2 separate regions of the Homo sapiens genome follow, and region 2 is linked to region 1. Evidence: read pairs that join two places in POLR2A ChIA-PET (ENCODE). Cell type or tissue: CD4-positive, alpha-beta T cell. All regions are shown on one strand. Each heading gives the region's core, and the rest is flanking DNA. Links, peaks and the distances in the headings are about the cores only.

What was found. ChIA-PET counts read pairs that join two places held together with the same protein. Peaks named below come from ENCODE experiments on the same cell type or tissue, not always from the same donor. Only the 100,000 strongest peaks of a DNase experiment are listed, where the experiment ranks them.
Region 2: POLR2A ChIA-PET joins it to region 1 with 6 read pairs; 2 of 35 experiments call an interaction of 5 or more read pairs at or near these places.

Annotation. Positions count from the first base shown.
Region 1 is chr4:87,100,215-87,108,214 of GRCh38, reverse strand. AFF1 (ALF transcription elongation factor 1) reads right to left here. Exons shown (of 21, transcript NM_001166693.3): 9 at 2,533-2,587; 10 at 2,370-2,407; 11 at 1-56. Among named protein-coding and RNA genes, the nearest start is that of KLHL8, 120 kb to the left of the region's middle. In CD4-positive, alpha-beta T cell, for the core only: no CTCF peak of the experiment used is centred there; a DNase peak (open chromatin) is centred at 4,314; H3K27ac peaks cover 3,276 bases.
Region 2 is chr4:87,441,482-87,451,285 of GRCh38, reverse strand. It overlaps NUDT9 (nudix hydrolase 9), which reads right to left. Exons shown (of 8, transcript NM_024047.5): 4 at 9,371-9,457; 5 at 2,033-2,144. Among named protein-coding and RNA genes, the nearest start is that of NUDT9, 24 kb to the right of the region's middle. In CD4-positive, alpha-beta T cell, for the core only: no CTCF peak of the experiment used is centred there; no DNase peak of the experiment used is centred there.

The DNA.
Region 1 (8,000 bases), core at 1-8,000:
ACTCTGCACTGCTGGAATGTGCTGATGCCACTGGTTCTGGAAGGGACTGTGGAGCACTGCAAAGCAACCAAAAGATAAAATTAGAAGGCACGATACAAGGTGGATTTCTTCTTTCTCCCTTGCCCATTTTCCTGCTACTCAAAAGGGCGGGCCTTGGTATTAGATACACTGCTAAACTATCATGTCATCCAACTGAGAGAGGCCCAAAGTAGTTTAATAGAAAAGCAAAAACCTCTGAAAACTGATTGCCAGATAAATGCATAAAAGAGAAGCCTGTGAAATTTTACTCCTGAAGAATATGTCAAGTGATCCAAAATTTAAGTTAGATGCTGGGTGCTTCATATCAAGGGTTGGTAAACCATTGCCTAGGCTGGCTGCCTGCTTTTCTAAATAAAGTCTTATTGGAAGACACCCATACCCATTTTTTTAATGTACTATGTTTGCTTTTATGCTGCAATGGCAGATTTGAACAGCTGCAATAGAGACATATATGGCCCACAAAGCCTAAAATATTTACTATCTGATCCTTTTAAGTTTGCTGGTCTCTGTTACACATAACCAAATCAAATTAATTTCTGTAAGAAAAGCCAGTAAGTTAAAATCTCCCTATATTCTCTAAACAAGAACTGGGTGGTAGCCAAAGACCACTAAATATAAATGGTGTTCCTTTGCAAGGTGAACTCAAAAGTAACCAACCACTCACACTTCCTGGAAGAACTACAAAACGGACCATTCTTCGTAAGTGGCTTAGGGATCATCCCCAAATGTCAGACAAAGTAGAGATTATCTACTCCAAATTTTAAGAATGGGGCAATAAATCTAAGTTAGTAAGAAAACACATTGATCACACTGCTAGACACATATATAATTTCAAAGCATATATAATCTTAAAGCTTCACCCTAGATGGTATTAATTAAAGCAATAAGTCATTAACTATAATCTGGACAGATTTCAAATCTACCTAAAATATTTTCAAAATAGATTCATAAATAACACATATTAGAATAAAAATTATTAAACAATAACAAAATCACTAGTTGAGGTAACTTTAAAACACACACGATACCACTATATAATTTCCTCACAGAAATGCTGCACCCAGTTGGTGGCCCTGTCTCCATGGCAGCTGAAGAGCGTAAGCCAGTGATGAGCAAAAGGGGATACACTCTCAATGTTACTCCTGCCTCAAATTTGTACCCCCGCTTGGTCTCTTCTTTTTCCTTTTCCTCCACTTTTAGAAGTTAGGCTACCTTGTCATGTTTTATGAGTCATCATAACCCACCAGAAATTACTGAACAAAATAAGATATAATTGAACAAGCAAACCTTATGAATCTGTAAGAGTGCACATAATCACATGGGCTTCCTCCACATTAACTGTAACATCCCCTGCATAATGGACAAGATTTTATTGCTAATGTCGTCTCTGAGTGGATGAGCACATCTCAAGTGAGTAAAATAACTTTGTCCATGAAAGGCAGGTACCTGGCATATTACCAGAGGAAAGTATTATAAAAGAAGTTCAAATAGTTCATATTTTCAAAAATTAAATCATCACATTTCCTAAAGTATGGCTGGCTTATTCCATTTCCCATCACACTAAAATGTACTGCTGGTCATTTTGAAAAGCAGCTGAAACAATATGAAAATTCATGTAACTAAGAAAACAGGCATAATGGAAAAGAAGTTCTGGAAATAACTGAGCTTTATTGAAAACAGCAAATCTGTTACCTCCATTAAAACACTGGGCTCGTCAGTTTAACTTTTCAAATATTGATTACCTAATACTGATGATAAATTGTATTTTAAGCTTGTTTGTAAACTCCTTTTTTGAGACAGAGTCTCGCTCTGTCACCCAAGCTGGAGTGCAGTGGCACGATTTCAGCTCACTGCAGCCTCCATCTCCTGGGTTCAAGCGATTCTCCTGGCTCAGCCTGCCGAGTAGCTGGGACTACAGGCATGCGCCACCATGCCTGGCTAATTTTTGTATTTTTAGTAGAGACAGGGTTTCACCATGTTGGCCAGGCTGGTCTCGAACTCCTGACCTCAAGTGATCTGCCCACCTCAGCCTCCCAAAGTGCTGGGATTACAGGCGTGAGCTAGCACGCCCAGCCTGTAAACTCTTAAAAATCTTTAACATCTATACTGATGATGTAGATGAGTGTGGGGCTCTCGCTTCTATAGGGTTAACAACCTCCCTATGGCTGATTTAAGCTTCCAAAATATTAAACAGGTACTTTCCTTTTACTGTGATCCTTCAGCTCCTTCCCATGACAAAAAATGTGAAAGTACTAAATAAGGCTTTATTTTTCCCATTTGGTAAAAAATTGCAAACATTCTGTACAGATGGGGAGAAACCCACACGGTACCTTGGAGGTGCAGATGAGGAGGGAGGCTTCTCTGGGGTCTAGGCATTCACAATAAGGGGAAGAAAGACCAGGAAAAGAACAAAAAACAGGTTAGAACAAGCAGCTCAGATCTGTTAGATGTATTTAAAAGGACTCCTGGTATTACAGGCTGTGCAACACTTACTTGTTCACTGTCACTGTCCTCACTGTCACTGAGCTGAAGGTCGTCTTCGAGCATGCTGGAATGGGCAGGGACACAGAGAAGAATGAATGTGAAATGATTTCTAACAACTTTTCTAGCATGTAAATAGAAAATATGCCTAATTAAACAAAGAGAGAGGATATGTGTAAGTTTTCTTTATTTATTAAAGGCTGTGACTTCCTGAAAATGTTAAGTTTTACAATTATACAATTACAATGTACGAATACAATTATAATTATACAATTATAACACAGAAACCAGTTAAGTGCAAGCCTCTTACCATCTCAAAACAGACTCTTTCACATGCTACAACACTGAAGCAGAACTACCACAAGACAAGGATTCGTTGCGAGCCCTGAGACTAAAGTCCTTCACTCCTAATCAGTGAAGTCAGGGTCCATGCAAACAAAACAAATGGGGAGGGATACATAATATACTCAATTACTTTCTTCCATAAGCTCTAACTGAACTAAAGTAGTTAGCCATTAAATGAATTAAAGTTGAATGAATGAATATTTGTAAAGCACTCAGAACAGTGCCAGGCACATAAAAAGTTCAACATTAGAATTAAATACACAGTAAGATGTATGATGCTATCAAGGCAAACATCACCCAACAGTGCAGTTACTTTACATTTCTGTCTAAAGGACATTATTAATAGTGAGCTTTATTTTTGACAATAAATTATTCTCTTTTGCCTATGTGAACACTGATCAATGGGAAGAACAGTAATACAAACTCGATTGTCTACACATTATGTTTAACCTTATTGCTATTGTTTCAGTGAGGAAAAAAAAAAAAATTTCCTCAAACTTGGATTAATGTATCTGTAGGCATTCTGGCTTATGGTGAACCTAAATAGTAAAAAGCAAACATTTGTCAATCTGTACATGTGTTGTCAAATTTTAAAAACTCCACCGGCAAATTATTTGAGGTTAAAATCCTTCAGTATTTCCAAAAACACCTATTCAAAAATCTGATCAACAATTTTTACTGCAAAGCCATATCTACCACTGAAGAAAGCAGGCATGGTGTCTTTGGAAATCCTGGTAAAAATCACTATGTTTTCTAATGAAAATGAACGAAACTTGGCTGTTTCGTAAATGACCGCCTACATGAGGTGGTAATTCTGCCAAGAAACAACTTTCATAAATGTACTAAAAACATACTGGGATAAGTTTCTAAATAAAATGAAAACTGTTAGCAACTTGTAAATGTAGATCTTGCTCAATATTTATCTAACAGAAGCTAAATTCATATTTTTATTTCTTTTTGAGACAGGGTCTCACTCTGTTACCCAGGTGTGATCTTGGCTTACTGCAACCTCTGCCTCCTGGGCTCAGGCAATCCTCTTGCCTCAGCCTCCCGAATAGTTGGGACTACAGGCACAGGCCACCATGCCCGGCTAATTTTTGTGTTTTTGTAGAGATGAGGTCTTACTATGCTGCCTAGGCTGGTCTAGAGCTCCGGGTTCAAGTGGTCTGCCCACCTCAGCCTCCTAAACTGCTGGGGTTACAGGCGTGAGCCACCCTGCACAGCTAAATTCATATTTTTTCAAGGCTAGAAAATATAGCCTTCAGTCATAGGACTTGTCAGTTAGCAACGTAATGGTATACAAAAAAAGTCACTCAACAGGTTTATTGCTAAATGGTGGCTGGGCTGAGTTATACACAAACAAAAGATAAAAGATGTATCTTTGAAATAAATGTAAAGTATAATACAACCAGAAAAAAATCTGGCAAAGTGTATTCAGCATTAGTCACCAACCACAACAAAACAAAAAACTGACCTCTTTCTTAGTTACTAGGTTTGTTTTGAATAAAACTGATTTGCCTTAATTCCTGTAACATCAATGATCATGTAATCCAACCACATTTCCTGTTTTGAGCACAGGATTAAAAATTCTGTAACTTTCTCTTCTAGCTACCAAACATCTAACTTCCAAGAATATACTCTCCTAAAGTAAGTCAGAAAGTTAGAGAAAGTTCTGACTTTTGGCTCCACTTCCTCTTCAGGATAAACAGGCACCATGAAAATGCTGTCCCAGATTCTAAAAATTTTCCCTGCAGAGAATTACATAGATAGTAACAAAATAAGCCTACAGATACAAAACCTATTCCAAACCTAAAGAGTACGGACTGTGATCTCTGAAGGAAGATTGCAAAAGCTGTCTCCAAAGAAACACTCAGAAATGATAAACCAGTATGGTCAAACAAAACCTCTCCTCCCTCATTTGGGATGTATTGGGATTTATACATAAAGTATTTTACTTAATAAAAATTTGTGAGTATAATTTATTTGATAAAGAATAAACATATCTCACATGAGAATCAGCAGATATGTGTATTACTAGTGTCTGCTGGCACAGCCAAGAGTAACCACAAACTATTCCAGAAAGCCTGATTTACTGTATCACCAGAGGTGGGTATCTCAACGTAAACTAGCATGCTATTATTGGAGGAGAAAATGGCAGCAAGAAAAAAATTTTTTTCTAAAGTTTTTGATTAAAAAACATGTACAACATCTACTTTTTTTAAGTTACAAGTCATAACTAAGTTATGCTAATATAGAAAATTAATCATGAATGCCATTAGAATTTTTTTTAAACAGAAAATCTATGTAGCTGAAGACAGTTTGATGACAGGTGAAGGATTTTTAGGCCTAAGGACAAATTTTAAAGGAATTTAAATTTCTTTTAAATTTAAGAGGCTAAGGTCCTCTGCCTGTCCCACAAACTGTATTTGAAGCCAAGCACATACTATATGTGAAGAATCAGTCGTTGAATGTGAAAAATGAGGAGATGAACTACAGCACACCTGGGTGAGCACCTCTGTCCCCATGACAAGAGAATCCAAATCTCTTAGACCCAGTCTCAGTCACGGCAATAAAGCCTAGGTCAAGAGAACAGAAAGCTCAATGGATATGCTTCTTCTTTCTCACCTATAAATTTTTTTTTAATTAGGATCAAATCATTTTCACCTTTTATATTCTGTCTAGAAACTGGTAGGTATCCTAAAACAGCAGGCTGAATGAATAGGACCCCTTTGTTGAATAACAGTATCATGTAGCTGTGCCCACTATGTGATCAGAACAGACACTGCTTATCATTACAATCCTGTGTGGTGGCTTTTGACCATCCCTTCACATTCTAAGGATGAGGAAAACAGCCACCTGACATGCCCAAGATCCCCTTGTTCTGGCCAATGTATTACACAATGGTTAGAAAACCCAACTGATGGAATTAAATCTAAATTCCAGAACCCACCAAGAGAGAGACTTTGATTTAAAATAAAACTACTTTCCTATTGGAACTCAATATGTTATGTTTCCCTTATGAAGACAAATTAACTTTTAAACCTTATATACTTTAACTGGTCAAATAACAAGTTTCATTTCCAAATGCCAAGTCAAGGCAGTTATTTCAAAACATATACAACCGTATTACCTACTTTGACACTGTTCAAAAGAAGCCAAATCGCTCAGGTAAAGCAACTCTTTACATGTAGATTTAATCACATTTTACATTTGGTTAGGTAAACTTTTTGCTTACAGGTAACAAACAATTCTCAAAACCCTTTGTACAACTGCTTTTTCAGGCAGCTGTTCTAGCAAAGCTTAAAGAGCCACATACAGGTTCTGGCAGACACGCTGCAGTGAGTCAACCCGATTGCTACTGTGTGAAGACATAAAGACAAGTCGCCATTTATTTTCCATTTCTTAGTACTGGGCTTGCCCAAAGCTTTCACTGCCAATATTTTGTAACATCTCAATTCAGACCCAAAAAGTATTTACATAACCTTATTTCTTGGCTTAACATTTCTTAAGATCACTTTGAGAAAGAGTAAGTGCTCATAGTAGTTACTTAAAATTAGTAAGTCACAGCCATGGTATCAGGTGTGCTAAAAATAATAAGAAAAGTAACACTTTTCGGGAACCACTAACAAGTATGTGAGAATGTGTAAACTTATAGAATCTCACAAATCTGAAACTGATCCGGGGATAGGATGGGCAATGGCACACAAGGCAGGAGAAAGAGGCTGGGCTCCAGAGCACATCCAGAATCCCAGGATTTTTTTTTTTCTTTTTCAGACAAGGTCTCACTCTGTCGCCCATGCTGGAGTGCAGTGGCACCATTATGGCTCACTGCAAACTCTTCGCCGTCCAGGTTCAAGTGACCCTCCTACTTAAGCCTCCTGAGTAGCTGGGACCAAAGGTTTGTGCCACCATGCTTGGCAATTTTTTAAAGAAATCTTTTGTAGAGACGAGGTCTTACTATATGCACAGGCTGGTCTCAAACTCCCAGGCTCAAGCAGTCCTCTCATTTCAGCCTCCCAAAGTGTTGGGATTACAGGTGTGAGCCTGGCCGTAGAATCCTGGCATTTTCAAAGCAATCAGGCTCTGATTCCTTTCTTGATGTATGCCAGAAATAAGGACTGCCCGTGCATTCTAAGAGATGGTGGGAGGTTACAAATTACGAAGCAGGCTAAACGAAGAAGAGATGAAAAAGTGAAAAGGTAGATCTCCAGCAGTTGTGACACAACATATAATAGGAAATCTCCAAATGGTGACAATAGTTAGAAGGCAGAATTCAAGTTCATGGGAAACTTTCCACAGGAATTATGGGGTAACAAGATAGAGGGGAAACTGACTCTACATGATTAACTCTAGTGAAAGAGGTTAATGGTTGATATGATAAAAATGGTGCTGGAGTTATAAAAGATTATTTAAACTCCATGGACGAAGTGAAGATTATCTGATGTCAAATAAGGAAATGAGAAAAATCACAAGAGTGTAAATGAGGGAAAATCTGAAGTTAAATCAGTAGATTAAATCAGTAAGTATGACAAGGTAAAAGAATGATATACTTTTAACAGAAACAAAATCTAAAATATTACTCTAAACCATGTCTATTAAATACTGTATATAGGTATTCAATCAAGTTTATCGTGTAGAATCTTTCCTTCTGCATTTATTCTGAGCACTTACTATGTGCCAGGCACTGCTCTAGACCCTATGGCTACAACTCTGAGCCGAAAAATATCCCCGCTAGTCTAGAGGAGGAAGACAACTAAAATACACCATTTCTCAATGGGTAACAAGCTTGTGGAGGGAAAAGGATAAAAGAGAAAGGATGGCTAGAGGTCACTCTTTTATACAGGGTAGTTAGGGAAAACTACTGATAAAGGCCACCCCAGGTCACAGCTGAAAGGAGGGAGAGAGCACAATGCAAGTCTTGTGGGGAGAGTCATCACAACACCAAAAAGAGCAGGGAGGCCAAGCCTGCCAGAATGGAAAATGGACATGTGTGTCAGGGACAGGCCGTGGTAGGGGATAGGTTATGGAGGTTCTTGGAGGCCCTTGCTAGGAGGCAGGAATGTTAATATGCTTGTGAAAGTGGACCACACCTTGTTGGTTTAACAGCCCAGCATCCCACAGAGAGGGTAAAATAC
Region 2 (9,804 bases), core at 1,024-9,023, 340 kb before region 1:
GATTCTTCCCCCATTGTTCATTCCATTCCAGCCACACTGACCTCCTCAATGTTCCCAGGACCTGCCTAACATGCTGCCCGCTGAGAGCCTTTGTACCTGCTATTATCTCTATCCAAGATGCTTTTCTCTAGATATCTGCATGGTTCACTAATTCATTTCCTTCAGATAGTTACCTAACATGCACCTCCTCAGGGAGGTCTTCTCTTAACTGCCCTGTCTAAAATCGCAAACTCTCAAACACTTCCTAGTCCTCTACCTTGCTTTTGTTTCTTAATACTTACTGCCTTCTAACATGCGATATATTTAACTTATGTATCTTATATTATCTGTCTCTCCAACTGGAATGGGAGCACCAAAAGACAGAGGTTATTTGTTCATGTTGCTCTGTTGTATTCTCAGTGTCTAAAATATTAGCTGACAAAAGGAAGATACTAAAAATACACTGATTAGATGAATAACTGTCAAAATGATAACAATGACAGCAGTTTCCTGATAAGAATTTTAAATAACAATAAAAATGCAAGATTCTATGATGAAATCATTATTACGTTATTGCTTTCAACCTAAGTGAAGTTTGACTATTTGGCTCATAGAAATTAGCCTAAAGTTCACCAAGCACAGTGGCTCATGCCTGTAATCCCAGCACTTTGGGAGGTCAGGGTGGGTGGATCACGAGGTCAGGAGTTCAAGACCAGCCTGGCCAAGATGGTGAAACCCTGTCTCTACTAAAAATACAAAAATTAGCTAGGTGTGGTGGTGGTCGCCTATAATCCCAGCTACTCGGGAGGCTGAGGCAGGGAATTGCTTGAACCCAGGAGGTGGAGGCTGCAGTAAGCTGAGATCATGCCATTGCACTCCAGCCGGGCAACAGAGTGAGACTCCGTCTCAAAAAAAAAAAAAAAAAAAAGAAAAAGAAAAAGAAATTAGCCTAAACTTTTATCAGAGTCGGCTGAGATCCTTATTTCCACTCATTTTTATTCTACACAGAAAAAAACATTCTTGCAGACAACTGTATGTTTTTATAAAGAGTCATCCTCATATCAAACTATCTCCATTTCACAATATGGTATAAAATATAAAACCCTCTACCACACACATAAACATTTTAAACGGCCACTTCAGGCCAGGTGTGGTGGCTCACACCTGTAATCCCAGCACTTTGGGAGGCCCCGGGGCAGGCAGATTGCTTGAGGCCAGGAGTTCGAGACCAGCCTGGCCAACGCAGTGAAACCTGTCTCTACTAAAATTACAAAAATTAGCCAGGCATAGCGGCACACACTTGTAATCCCAGCTACGTTGGGAGACTGAGGCACAAGAATTGCATGAACCCAGGAGGCAAAGGTTGCAATGAGCCAAGATTGCGCCAATGCACTCCAGCCTGGGCAACAGAGTGAGACTCTGTCTCAAAATAAATAAATAAATAAAAAATAAAAAATAAATGGCCACTTCAAATATACCACTGCCATAAATTCAAACTACAAGCCAACAAAAGTATACTCATCTTGATAACATTATAGAAATTATTTAAACTACACAGAACAGTAAATAACAAAAGCTAATTTTTTAAATATTGTCAAAAGTTATCAGAATTCAACCAAAAAGTGCTTAAAAATACTACCTTGGGCTTGGAGTGGAGGTTAAATTCTGAAATGGGACCCAACATAATGAATGCCTATTAAATGTGATCTCTAATAATCCTGTGAAGTAGATCTCTTTATTTTAAAGATGAGGGCCTGAACTCCCAATCACCCAGCTGCAAGTAGAACGGCCAGAACACAGACCTACATCTAACTTCAAAGCCCACGTTATTTCCCAAAGGTGTCAGAATTACACGCAGATTCTAACAGTCTTGGATTATCCTAAACTTGTTGCTGACAATGACACTTCATGCAGGGATGAAAAACATAAGAATTACTAAATGAAGTGGGAAGGAATAGAGGAAAATGGAATAGAAAAGATTCACAAACAATAACCCTGTAGTAAGTAAAGCAACTAAAAGGAACTTAAACACTAATTTAATTTTAATGCTTACCCCTGGGATTGCCCATTCTCCACAGTCTTTCCTTTTTATTGCAACAAATTGTAAGATATGCTTCCCAGAAACAGGATGCATGATTTTATTTCCACTGCTATCCCTTTTCCATCTGTGAATAGTAATATAAAATCATAACGGATTTACAACAAAAACTAAGGTTCTATCTCAAACTTGAGATAAAGTTACAAGGACTTTTTCTTTAAAGCAGAGTATATATAAATTTATCTCAAATCAGCTAGTTTTATTTAAAACTATTGATTTTTACTGGAAATATTCTATATTCATCACTGTTACAAACCAGGACAAATGTCTACATTACATAAAAGACACTACATTATCTGTAATGAAAATTCAGGATATAAACAATTTTTACTACTTAAAGTATTAACAAAAAAAGAAGTAGCAGAATAGAATTTAAAGAAAAGGTTATCAAAGTTTTTTAAAAAATAAGTTTACGAATCCCCTTTTAAAAATTACTGGTAGTTGCCAGGCGCAGTGTCTCGCACTTGTAATCCCAACACTTTGGGAGAATTGCTTGAGCTCAGGAGTTCAAGACCAGGATGGGCAACAACGGAAGACCTCATCTCTACAAAAAATAAAAAATTAGCTGGGTGCAGTGGCATGCACCTATAGTCCTAGCTACTTGGGAGACTGAGGCAGAAGGGTCACTGTACCCAGGAGTTTAAGGTTGCACTGAGATAAGATGGTGCCACTACACTCCAGCTTGGGCGACAGAGAGAGGGCCTATCTAAAAATAAGAAAAAAAAAATTACTGGTAGTGAAAAAGGCATGGTAAGATTTGCTTTGGGCCAGGCGTGGTGACTCACACCTGAAATCCCAGCACTTTGGGAGGCCAAGGTGGGTGGATCACCTGAGGTCAGCAGTTCAAGACCAGCCTGGCCAACATGGTGAAGCCCTGTTTCTACAAAAATACAAAAATTAGCTAGGCATGATGATGGGTGCCTGTAGTCCTAGCTACTCAGGAGGCTGAGGCAGGAGAATCACTTGAACCCAGGAGGCAGAGGCTGCAGTGAGCAAAGATCGTGCCATTACACTCCAGCCTGGATGACAGAGTGAGACTCCATCTCAAAAAAAAAAAAAAAAAAAAAAAATTTGCTTTTAACAGTTCACCCTGTGCTAAGAGAAAAGCAGATTATATGACCCAGTTTAGCTGGTGTCAAAAGCAGTACTTCTCAATCTTTTTTTTTTTTTTTTTAAAAAGACAGGGTCTTGCTCTGTCACCAAGGCTAGAGTACAGTGGTGCAATCATAGTTCACTGTAACCTTAAACTCCTGGGCTCAAGCAATCCTCCTGTCTCAGCCTCCTGTGTAGCTAGGACTACAGGCGTGGGCCACCATGCCCAGCTAATTTTTTTTGTTTTACAAATGGGGTCTCCTGCTATGTTACCCAGCTGGTCTTGAACTCCTGGCCTCAAGCCATCCTCCCACCTCGGCATCCCAAAGTGCTGCAATTACAGGTGTAAGCCACCCGGCCCTGCTTCTCAATCTTTATGCCCTCTGATTTGATAAACAAAAAAAACTCTATCCTTTTATTTTATATTTTAAATTGAATTGCTTATGGGTTTTGTAGAAAGTATCAAGGCAATGTTAGTTTCAGAATACACTTTTTCTAACCACACTCTCTTTGCCAGAGATGTTGATATTAATAAATCTCCCCTTCCCCTTCCTCACCTCCATATCAACCTCTAGCCCAATTTTAGGAATTGTCCTAATGATCTCTCAGGCAAAACAAAACAAAACAAAAAAAAAAAAAACTTCCAATGCTAAACCAAAAAAGAAGGTCTATGATATAAGTATTACTCTGGATGAAACCCAATAAAATATTAGTATGCATATGAGTTTCCAAATTTCCTTATATAGTAGCTGACTACCATATCTACCATATCTAGTTCCTCCCATGAAAGAGCTCATAGTCTAGCAGTGGCTCTAAATTAGCAGAAGGGTGATAGTTTGATGAGTATATTAAACAGAAATGAAATAATAATTAGTACAAGAGGGCACATCTGTTTTTAAAATGCCAGAAAGGGGAATACATAAGCAAGAAACAAAGTCATAAAATAAAATAATGTGTTCAAGAAACTGAATGTTCATATGGGGTCTAGCACCATGGGCATCAGTGAGGGAAAAGATAGACCAGAAAAGTGGGCAACAGGCTTATACGACAAGATTCATCTAATTCGTTTACTTAGAGAGCCAGAGAGTGTTTTTAAGCAGGGTAAAACCATAACCAGTTTGTATTTTAGAAAGCTCACTCACTTTGACAAAAGCATGTATGTTGGTCTGGAGGAAAGCAAGACTGGACTCAAGAAGATCAGCTGGGAGGCTACTACTATGATCCAGGTAAAAGATGATGACAGGACAGAAGACAGTATGGATTTTATTTTTATTTTCTAAAAGCCATTTAGATAGCATTTATTATATATATATAAAACACTGTTCTAAGTGCTTTAATGTATTTATCCATTTAAGCCTCAAAACAACCCTATAACATAGTTGTTTTATTATCTTTATTTTACAGATATGGAAAATGAGGCACAGAAAAGTTAGGTAACTTCCCCAAGACTACAGTGTTAACAAGGGCGTAAACACAACTTTGAACCTGGACAATCTGGTTCCAGAATCTGTGTTCTTAATTACTATACTATCTACTTAAACTGAACAAGCAGAATGTTTACACTAATTAGATAAGAGGAAAGACGGCCAGGAGCAGTGGCCCACGCCTGTAATCCCAGCACTTTGAGAGGCCGAGGCAGGCAGATCACGAAGTCAAGAGATCAAGACCATCCTGGCCAACATGGTGAAACCCTGTCTCTACTAAATACAAAAAATTAGCTGGGCGGGGTGGTGTGCACCTATAGTCCCAGCTACTTGGGAGGCTGAAGCAGGAGAATCACTTGGAGGTTGCAGTGAGCCGAGATAGCACCACTACACTCCAGCCTGGGCGACAGAGCTAGAATCTGTCTTAAAAAAAAAAAAAAAAAAAGGAAAGATAAGAAGGCAAATGGTGGCTATGTTCACTCATAAACATTTACTGGCACCTACTACACATCACATGCAAGGAGCTGGGAAAACAAAGACTCAATACAGCTACTGCTCTTCAGCCAGCCAGTTGTGACTATGAAACAAGGATGAGAAACAGAATAGAGAGAGATGCTGGCCACTGGCCAGGTGTAGTGTGGTGGCTCCTGCCTGTAATCTTAGCACTTTGGGAAGCCGAGGTGGGAGGACTGCTTGAGATCAGGAGTTCAAGACCAGCCAGGGTAACATAGCAAGACCCATCTCAAAAAAAAAAAAAAAGAGAGAGATGCTACTGGGGAGAAGGCAGGATCAGAGAGATGATCAGCAGCTTGCATATGTTCTCAGATTTTATTCTGAAGGACAAATGTATGGATTTTAAGCAGAGTAGCTTCTTGCTATATTATTTATTAGTATTAAATACATTATCACCAATTTTAAAACAAAATTTCTTGATCTAACAGAACTAATACATCATTTTAATTGACGAACCTAATAAACATTTACTGAATATCAGTAATATTTCTATGCCCTATTGCTATTCCCTCCCCAGTTCTAACAGTATGTACCTTCCTGTCTTTAACCAAAAGTGAACAGAAAATGAAATTGTCATCAATTGTTTGACCTGAATTTATTCACAATAATATATTAACACTTCCCAACTCATTTTGACTCTAGAGGATCTGAAGAAACTTTTGATAATTGTACCTGGACAATCTCTAGGAGAGATGCCTGGGAATCCGAAAATTTAACACCTGCCCCGGAGCTTCTGAAAAAGTTTATGAAATCCTGAACAACGCTGTTTTGAATCATGAAGTGCATACTTGAAAGAAAGGGGGGTGAAATCTTGGCTCTGAAAGTGCCTGGGTGATTCTCCAGTAGAATGAATATACTCTAAAACAATGATAAAAAGTACAGTATAGTAAAGACTCACTAGTGGTGTAACAGAAAAAGTACAGTATTTAAAGCCACTTACCCCTGATTCAGATGTCAGATCTACAACATTTAGGCAAGTAACTTAACCCCAGTGAGTCTCTATTTTCAAATCCTCAAAATAGATATATCAATACCTACTTGGAGGGGCTTCTGTGAAAAACAAATAGAAAAACTAATGATAGCACTGACAGGATGCCTGGAATAGACTAGTCTAAAAGTAGAATACTTTTAACAATTCATCTAAGGCTTGAATCTTCCTTCAACATCTTTCATTCTTCTCTGTTCCATTTCTGCTGCCTCTCATCTATTTAGAGGAACTCATCAATTTATTAATTAATGCATTACTATTAATTATTAATTAATGCATTATTGAGATAACAAAGAACATCAACTTAAGAGTACAGTTGAAAGCCAGACTCTGCCACCTGTGGGCTCTCTTATAGCCTCGGACCATCTCTAAGCCTTCAGTTCTCTTATCTGTATGACAAAGTTAAGCTAAAAAAGTCTACCATTTCAAAACAACTTGATACACAATCACCATGTATACTCCCAGCCACTATTGGGTCCACCATAGATAAAGATAAGCTAACTAGATTCTAACCTTCAAAACTCTGGCTTCCCTTTTCTGCTCTTGTCCCCTTACTAGCATTACATTCCTGTTTCAAACATTTCATACCTTCCTGTTTTTAGCCAGCTTCACCAAAATCAGAAACTAACACTGCCATTAATATTTTTTTTATTAACTCTTTCCATCTCATTTAAACCATAGAGGTTCTAACAGTATGTGGATGGAGAGGTAGGCTGATCAGTAGTTAAGTAAGTAGGTAGGTGAATGGGTGAGTAAGTGGATGGATGGATGGAGGGAAGATAAAATTTGGGGTTGGGTAAAGATCCTTTTTGGCAGGAGAATCAAGAGGGCAAGTAAGAAAATAAGACCGGGTGAGAATGGGTGCCTCTTCCAGTAACTTGAAAATAAAAAAATATATAAAGAGTTAAACTATCAAATTATTATTATATCTCAGATCAAAGAAAAACAGAGTCTCCTTGAAGAAAAGCCCCCAAAATATCAAAACTAAGAAAGTAACAATATGAGGATATTTGCATTATTTAAAGAAAGAACATGACAATTCCACGTGGGGAGACAGATGGTCAGCAAAGAAATTCTAAAAGTAAAAAAATAAAAATTAAAAGGATGACAAATATGACAATATTTCAGGTACATTAGAAAGATGATTCCTGTGGAGATAGCTAAGCATATCTAAACATTAGATTCACTGACCTTCTTAATTCTGATTCATGCTCATCAAGAGACTTGAATATGATTTGGCTTACCACATAGGTCTGCCTCGGAAGAGAATGCCTCTCCCCCGTTCTGAAACCTTCAATGGCTCCAGTCCATACTCCTAACTTTGGCATTTAAAATTCTCCACAATAAAACTGCACAAAAATTAACTTTAAGTTTCATTTTTCGCCCACTACTCTTCTACAAGAATATTCTGTTTCAACCAAGCTGGTCTCTACTCAGATATTACTACAAACCCTTTTCTTAGGCTTCCTGCTGTCTCCCTACCCAAGGTTCAAGTTCAGCTCAAATCTACCTGCTTTATAAAGCCTTTCTTGGGTGCACTAGTTTACCACAGTCATGACCCACATCCAATCTTCTAATCTTCTAAAGCATCCTGAATCACCCATATTATTTGATCACATTTAACATGTTTTCTTACTTCACATTTTCCATCTTGCAACTAAAGCCATTGCTCTTCAGTGACAGAGAACCAGCTTAGGATTCTTAGAATTTTTTATATTTACCAAAGTGCCTACTCAATGCTGAGAACAAATAGATGTTCAATAAATAGATGCATAAATAGAATTTACCTTCTTTATATAATGCCTAACCTACTCATATAAGTACAGCTTTATACTTACATCGCATCACTATGATTTTATATAAAGTCTCTTTAAAATATCAATTATATATACATCTGCATGCATATTTATGTAATATACATGTGCAGGCATGTGTGTGTGTGTATAGTCGTGCCACATAATGATGTTTTGGTCAATAACAGACCACATATGCAACGGTGGTCCCATAAGATTACAATGGAGCTGAAACATTCCTATCACCTAATGATGTCATAAGCCATTGTCAATATCCTCACCCAATGCATTACTCACATGCTTGTGGTGATGCTGACGTAAACAAACCTACTGCACTGCCAGTCATAAGAGTACAATCACATACAGTATATAATACTTGATAATAAGTGACTATGTTACTGGCTTATGTATTTACTATACTGTACTTTTTATCATTATTTTAGAGTATATTCCTTCTACTTATAAAAAAAGTTAACTGTAAAACAGCCTCAGGCAGGTCATTCAGGAGATATTCAAGAGGAAGGCGTTATTATCATAGGAGATGACAGCTCCATGCATATTACTGCCCCTGACAACTTTCCAGTGGGACAAGATGTGGAGGTGGAAAACAGTGATATTGATGATCCTGACCTTGTATAGCCATAGGCTAATGTGTGTGTTTGTGTCTTAGTTTTTAACAAACAGTTTAAAAACAAACAGAAGAAACAACTTTTTTTAAATTAAAAAAAGTGCACAGAATAAGGAGGTAACAAAAGAAACTATTTTTGTACAGTTGCATGATGTGTTTTAAGCTGTTACTATAAAAAAGCCAAAAAGGTTTTAAAAATGTTTAAGTTTATAAAGAAGTTACAGTAAGTTAAGGTCAATTTATTATTAACAAAATGAAAATATTTTTTATAAATTTGGTGTAGCCTAAGTATGCAGTGTTTATAAACTCTACAATAGGGGACAGTAATGTCTTAGGCTTTCATGTTCACTCACCACTCACTGACTCACCCAGATCAACTTCCAGTCCTATAAGCTCCATTCAGGGTAAGTGCCCAAAACAGGTGTATGGTTTTTTATCTTTTATATCGTGTTTTTACCTACTTTCCCTATGTTTAGATATACATACACTTACAATTGTGTTACAGTTGCCTATAGTATTCAGTACAGTAACATGCTGTACAGGCTTGTAGCCTAAGAGCAATAGGCTATAGCATATGGCATAGGTGTATACTACTTATACAATTGCACCTACACAATCTAGTTTTATGTAAATATACTCTATGATGTTCACACAACAACAAAATCACCTAATAATGCATTTCTCAGAACGTGTCCTCATTGTTAAGCAATGCATGACTGTATACATACATATATATACAAACACATACATATGTATATACACACAGGTATACATATATACACAAACATAGCTACAGTCTGCAATTTTTCTATCACTTAGCTCTTTGCTACTGATATGCTTTTTATTGGTTCTTACCTGGTTATAATGGGATCTGCAGCGTGATTTGGGCCCCATCGCCCCAAAAGCCCCCGGCCCACCAGTCCAGTCCGTCCTGCAGGATTTCTGGAAAAACAAAAAAAGCATAAAATCAATTGAATGTGTTCATCTTTTTAACCTGATTTGATATAACCCAAAAGAAGAGAACATAAGCAGTAAGACAGAATAAGTCCTTACAAATCCAATGGAACTATCACATATCTGGTGCTGAAGTCATGTATTTCATGACACTGCTATTTAATTTTTCTTTTGCGCATGTGATATGCTTTAAACTTGATCCAGAAAGAGGCTCTCATACCCCAAGTGGTTCTACAATGTGATGATTTGTTTCAGTTTTCACCTATACTCCTAAATTCAAACTGGAACGTTCCTGGTTTCTTCTGGAACACCTAGATCTCTCTTCACTTTCTCAT